2 separate regions of the Homo sapiens genome follow, and region 1 is linked to region 2. A link is an interaction called in ENCODE POLR2A ChIA-PET data of the cell type or tissue named here. Cell type or tissue: GM12878. All regions are shown on one strand. Each heading gives the region's core, and the rest is flanking DNA. Links, peaks and the distances in the headings are about the cores only. Region 1 overlaps ATP10B (ATPase phospholipid transporting 10B (putative)). Region 2 has its middle 5.9 kb from the start of MIR3142HG.

Region 1 (2,979 bases), core at 288-2,787, 380 kb before region 2:
AAGAAGCTTTGGTATGCCCAACAGGCACACAAATCCTATTAGTAATTTCTTGTGGTTATTTAAGGATGAAAAATATCAGTTTTTTTCTTTCAATTTATGTGTATTTTTAACATGACCGCTAAGTTATTATAACATAAGTATTGGTCAGGGACAGTGTCTCATGCCTGTAATCCCAGCACTTTGGGAGGCCAAGGTGGGCAGATCACTTGAGGCCAGGAGTTCAAGACCAGCCTGGCCAAGTAGCAAAATCCCATCTCTACTAAAAATACAAAAATTATCAGGACATGTTGGTGCATGCCTGTAATCCCAACTACTCAGGATGCTGAGGCAGGAGAATCACTTGAACCCGGGAGGTGGACATTACAGTGAGCCCATATGGAGCCACTACACTCCAGCCTAGGCGACAGACCAACACTGTTTCTCAAAAAAAAAAAAACAAAGTATTTATTAAGTTATTGGGACCTTACTACTTCATAATCAGAACTATTATGTATTTCTTTTGGTGTGGTGGCACCTGTGAAAAAATTCCTACGACACTAAGGGAGCTAAGAAAGTTTGAGAAATCTCATTATGAGATTCATTTTTGTTGCTTCATGGAATAGTCATTTGTTAATTTTCATTTGTGTGTGGTTTTCTATCATGTGAGTACACCACAACTTACGTACATTTTCTACTCTTGATGGAAATTTGGATTGTTTCCAGGTTGGGGCAATTATGAAGAATGTTCCTATGAACAGTTTTTGGCATATCTTTTAGCACATATATGTGTGTGTGTGTATATATATATATTTCTGTTGGGTATGTATTTAGGAGTGAAGTTGCTGAGCTTTAACTGATACTGCTAAACAGTTTTCTAAATTAATTATTCCAATTTACATTCCCACCATGGTTGTTGGAGAGTATCAGTTGTTTTACTCAAAATAACCCTTAATATTTGAAGTTATTTTAATACTAGTAAATGTAGGCATATACAGATTTTTGTACTTTGTAAAGCTTAATTCAATTTTGGGGATTCTACTTAAGAAAATAATACTAAACAAATTTAAGTTTAAAATGAGTAATTATTAAAAATGAGAAAATAAATTACAGAAAAGTATAAAATTTTAAAGCTAAAAAATAACCCCAAATATTACAAAATGAAAAAAACTTGAGAAAAATAATATGAATTCACTGCCCATCACACCCCTGCATTGTTTTGTTCCTATGTCCTTTTGCTGGACATTCTTGAATTGCCCCTTCAAAACAATTTTGTATTCTCATTTTTTATGGAGAGATAGATTGGTCTTTGTTACAGTATGTTTGATCAAAACTTTTTAAATATAGTTTAGAAAAGTTTCTTTAGGTTCACAATTTGTCAAATTTGGGGAAATCTCTATCAGATTTTTTTTAATGAACTGCAGATTTTCAGTTCCTTTTAAGTTGCATGGTAAGCTTAAGTGCTCTTTGAATTGGAACACTCATTAACAGCTTTTTTTTTTTGTCAATGCTCTGTTGGTAGTAACTTACGTGTTTGCTTAGATACTCCTCTTTGTTGACATCTAAATCAACGAGGCAGGCAATAGGGTATACCTAGAAGCCATTTCTACCTTTGGAAAGCTGGCAATTAGTTACTCAGTAAGTACTCAGTAGGTAAGGCAATTAAGTACTCAAGGCTGACCACAAACCACTAAAAATATTTCACTAAACTGAAACTAAACATATCCCCAACTCACTTTAACCCTTACCAGTTCCCACATATACACATAGCTACTTCTATTGAAGTGATTATATGACTTATCTCCTCTTTTTTCTAAACCTCTTTATGTTGAAATATATTAGTTGCTTTTCTAACATGAAGCCAGCCTTGCATTCCTGGAATGTATGCCACCTGGTCATTATGTATTAGCCTTTCTATCAATCTCTGGATTTGTCTGGAAATATTTGGTTTAGGATTGTTGCTTTTATGTTTATAAAAGATTGACCTATAATATACTTTTGGATTTTTCTTTCATTTTATTTAAGGTGTTCATCTGCTTTTGGTATCAATGCTCTGCTGTCCTCATAAAATAAATTGGGAAGTGTTTTCTATTTTTATGTTTTCTGAAACAACTTGTATAAGATTGATGGTACTCCTTAGCTCTTGGAAGAAATTACCAGCCAAGCCACATGGGCCCTGATTTTTGTGTGTGTGTGTGTGTGGGAATGTTTTAAATAATGAATTCAATTGCTTTAATAAATATAGGATGATTCAGATTTTCTGTTTCTTCTTATAAAAAAGAGGCTTTATTTTTCTAGGGCTATATCCTAGAAGAATTATTATTAAATAAATTTTTAAATTTATTGATACAAATGTGCTCATATCTTCCAATGGTATTATTTTTAAAATATCAGTTGAATTTTTAATATTCCTTAAGTTCCCTTCATTCCTTTGGTTATTGGTTATTTGTTTCTTCTCTTTTTTCTGTTTTATCAGTTAGCTTTTTCATAGTACCAAATTTTGGATTTTTAAAATTCTTTCTGCTATATTTTTTATATTGACCTTCTTCCGTTTACATTTGTTGGGTTCCATTCGCTCTTTATTTTTTTATCTTCTTGTAAAATATACTTAAACAATTGGTTTTTAGCCTTTCTTCTTTTCTAATATAGGCATTTAAGGCTATCGTTTCCCCAATCATAGCTTTAGGTGCATCCCATACATTTTGATATGCCGTATATTCATTTTCATGTAATTTAAGATATTTTAGAAACTTCCATTTTGATTTATTCTTTGGTCCATGGGTTATTTAGAAGTTATTGCTTGGTTTTCAAACTTAGGGGAAAATGTTTTTTAGTTATCCTTTGGTTACTTATTTCTAGCTTATATCTATTATGGTCTGAAAACATGTCTATCATTTCAAGTCTTTGAAATTTTTTTGAGACTTGCTTTATGGCTAGCCTGTGGCCTATTTTAATAAATGTTTCATGAGCCCTTGAAATCCTTGTAGGCCGGGCGCGATGGCT
Region 2 (2,868 bases), core at 302-2,801:
AAAGGAACTGGGCCTATAAGAGAAGCACAGCATCCTCTCCTTCAGAAGTCCACAGGGGCTGGAGTACTGATGATGGCACACAAGGGCACCATGAGTTTCTGTGCATACTAACATTGCAGACTGCCATACCTGGAAGGTGAACAGAGGAAAGGCAGGCATGACTTACCAAAGGGAACACATCCTTGCCCAGCAAACTAAGGAAGTCACCGATAACGTGGGCAAGGATTTAGCCAAAAAATGTTCATGAGTAAAGCTGTTTTAACATCAAAATATTAGCAACAAATTTAATTGTCCCAAACTGGGAATTGGTTAAATTATGGCACATCTGCAACGTAAGCACATTTACTCTATTTTAAATGACGATGCTAAAGAATACTTAACTTTTTTAAACCTTCTAGCTGTCTTTTGAAAGGGAAAATAATGCTATGAAATGCTTGTTGTTGTCATCTAGTATCTGTGCAAAAAGCAAAACAGCACACCAAAAAGATAAGAGGAAGATGGGACTATGTGAGATCTTTCTTACCTTTTCTCATCTGTGCTTTCTACATTAAAAAAAAAAAAAAAAAAAAAAAAAAAAATTAAAGCCAGCCGCAGTGGCTCACACCTGTAATCCCAGCACTTTAGAAGGCCGAGGCGGGCAGATCACTCAGTCAGGAGTTCAAGACCAGCCTGGCCAACATGGCAAAACCACGTCTCTACTAAAAATGCAAAAATTAGCTGGGCATGGTGGCACATGCCTGTAATCCCAGCTACTTGGGAGGTTGAGGCAGGAGAATCACTTGAACCCAGGAGGCAGAGGTTGTAGTGAGCCAAGATCGTGCCACGGCACCCCAGCCTGGGCAACAGAGCAAGACTCCATCTCAAAAAAAAAAAAAAATTAACCATATTAGACTTTTATAAAAAGGGGGAATTTGTTAGTTTGAAAGATAGATAAAGGAAGAGAGAGAGGCAGGAGGAAATATAAGGGAAGGAAAGGAGATCAGAAAGCAGGGATTCATAGACATCTTCCCCCCAACCTGCTTCCCCCTCTACAAACTCTGCCTCTTCAAAACCTCTGGGTGAAGAAAAACAACACTAGCCATGCTGCTAGTAAAACATTACAGACAAAAGACTAGAAACATAGATCCAATGCACCAACAGATAGTAAATATTTATAGAGCAGAGATAAGTGCCATTTAAGGGTAATTTGAGGCAAACAGTGGTTGTCTTTCTCATGCATTCTAAAAGCATGAAAGTATTAAAAAAACTACCCAAAAGTTTTCAACCAAGTAGAATGATCTAGGGCAATATGGGAACATCATCTTCTTTCAAAAGCATCTCAAGGGAAAATACAGTTTACAGCAAATAGTATTAGGGAAATGATTACGTAGAGCAGAACTTCTTGTGGTTCCCAGCCTGAGTCTGGTAAAAACCATGGCACAGTGTTGTGACCAGAGGGTTGGAGGATGCAGACTGCTTGGCTGCCATCCCTTCACTTCTGCTTGCCAAATGAGCCACCTACTTGGTCTCTGTCTGCCTCTGTCGCCTCAACCTGGGGACAGAAAAAATATTGGAGGCTGGGGACAGTGGCTCATGCCTGTAATCCCAGCACTTTGGGAGGCCAAGGAGGTTGGATCACTTGAGGTCAGAAGTTCAAGACTAGCCTGGCCAACATGGTGAAACCCCATCTCTACTAAAAATACAAAAATTAGCTGGGCATGGTGACAGATGCCTGTAATCCCAGCTACTCGGGAGTTTGAGGCAGGAGAATCACTTGAACCCAGGAGGCAGAGGTTGTAGTGAGCCAAGATCACATCACTGCACTCCAGCCTGGGCGACAGAGTAAGACTCCATCACAAAAAAAAAAAAGAAAAAAAGAAAAAGAAAAAAGAAAAAAATATTCGTACCTCACAGGGCTTTTATTAGGATTAAAAGAGTTGCTGCATGTAAAATGTTTAGAGCCATTCTGACGTGTAGGAGGTAGTCCATAAATAAACAGTTGATTATTCTGGTGGACAGTTATTATGTACTGGCTGTCTAGCATCCATTTCCCTTCCTAATACTTTTCCAGATTCAACCCCTAGGCCACAGACCAGTATGGGTCTATAGCCTGTTAGGAACCAGGTCGCACAGGAGGAAGTGAGCAGAGAGCAAATGAGCCAAGTTTTACCTGTATTTACAACCGCTCCCCATTGCTCCTATTACCGCCTGAGTACCACCTCCTGTCAGATCAGCAGCTGCATTAGATTCTCATAGAAGCGCGAACCCTATTGTGAACTGCACATGCAGGAGATCTAGGTTGCACCCTCCTTATGAGAATCTAATGCCTGATGATCTGTCATTGTCTTCCATCACCCCCAGATGGGACGGTCTAGTTGCAGGAAAACAAGCTCAGGGCTCCCACTGATTCTACATTATGGTGAGATGCATAATTATTTCACTATATATTACAATGTAATAATAATAGAAATAAAGTACACAATAAATGTAATGCACTTGAATCACCCAGAAACCATCCCCCTGCCCTGGTCCATGGGAAAATTGTCTTCCACAAAACTAGTCCCTTCTGCCAAAAAGGTTAAGGACCACTGGCTTAAACCATTCTTCCAAACAGTGATGATTGTTTCAGAAAAGGACCCAAGACCCAATTCAGGCCAATAAGACAGAAACAATCAGAGGTTTGTGAAGAGTCTCCAGAAGAAACCCTCTCTCTTCCCCTGGATAGTGTTGAATATGAAGATGGGGCCTCGCCAGGATTAAGCCTGTAATCTGAGCATCTCGTGGGCTGAGGCAGGAGGGTTGCCTGAGCCCAGGGGTTTGAGTCCTTCATGGGCAACATAGCAAGACCTTGTCTCTAAATAAATAATTTTTTTAAAAAAGAAGAATATA

Evidence for each region. Peaks named below come from ENCODE experiments on the same cell type or tissue, not always from the same donor. Only the 100,000 strongest peaks of a DNase experiment are listed, where the experiment ranks them.
Region 1: POLR2A ChIA-PET joins it to region 2 with 6 read pairs; 1 of 35 experiments calls an interaction of 5 or more read pairs at or near these places.

The regions. Positions count from the first base shown.
Region 1 is chr5:160,842,008-160,844,986 of GRCh38, reverse strand. The region is part of intron 1 of ATP10B (ATPase phospholipid transporting 10B (putative)); the gene reads left to right. Among named protein-coding and RNA genes, the nearest start is that of ATP10B, 8.7 kb to the left of the region's middle. In GM12878, for the core only: no CTCF peak of the experiment used is centred there; a DNase peak (open chromatin) is centred at 1,586; H3K4me3 peaks cover 638 bases.
Region 2 is chr5:160,460,888-160,463,755 of GRCh38, reverse strand. No RefSeq gene overlaps it. Among named protein-coding and RNA genes, the nearest start is that of MIR3142HG, 5.9 kb to the left of the region's middle. RefSeq lists an enhancer at 1,242-1,321. In GM12878, for the core only: no CTCF peak of the experiment used is centred there; a DNase peak (open chromatin) is centred at 1,375; H3K27ac peaks cover 1,273 bases.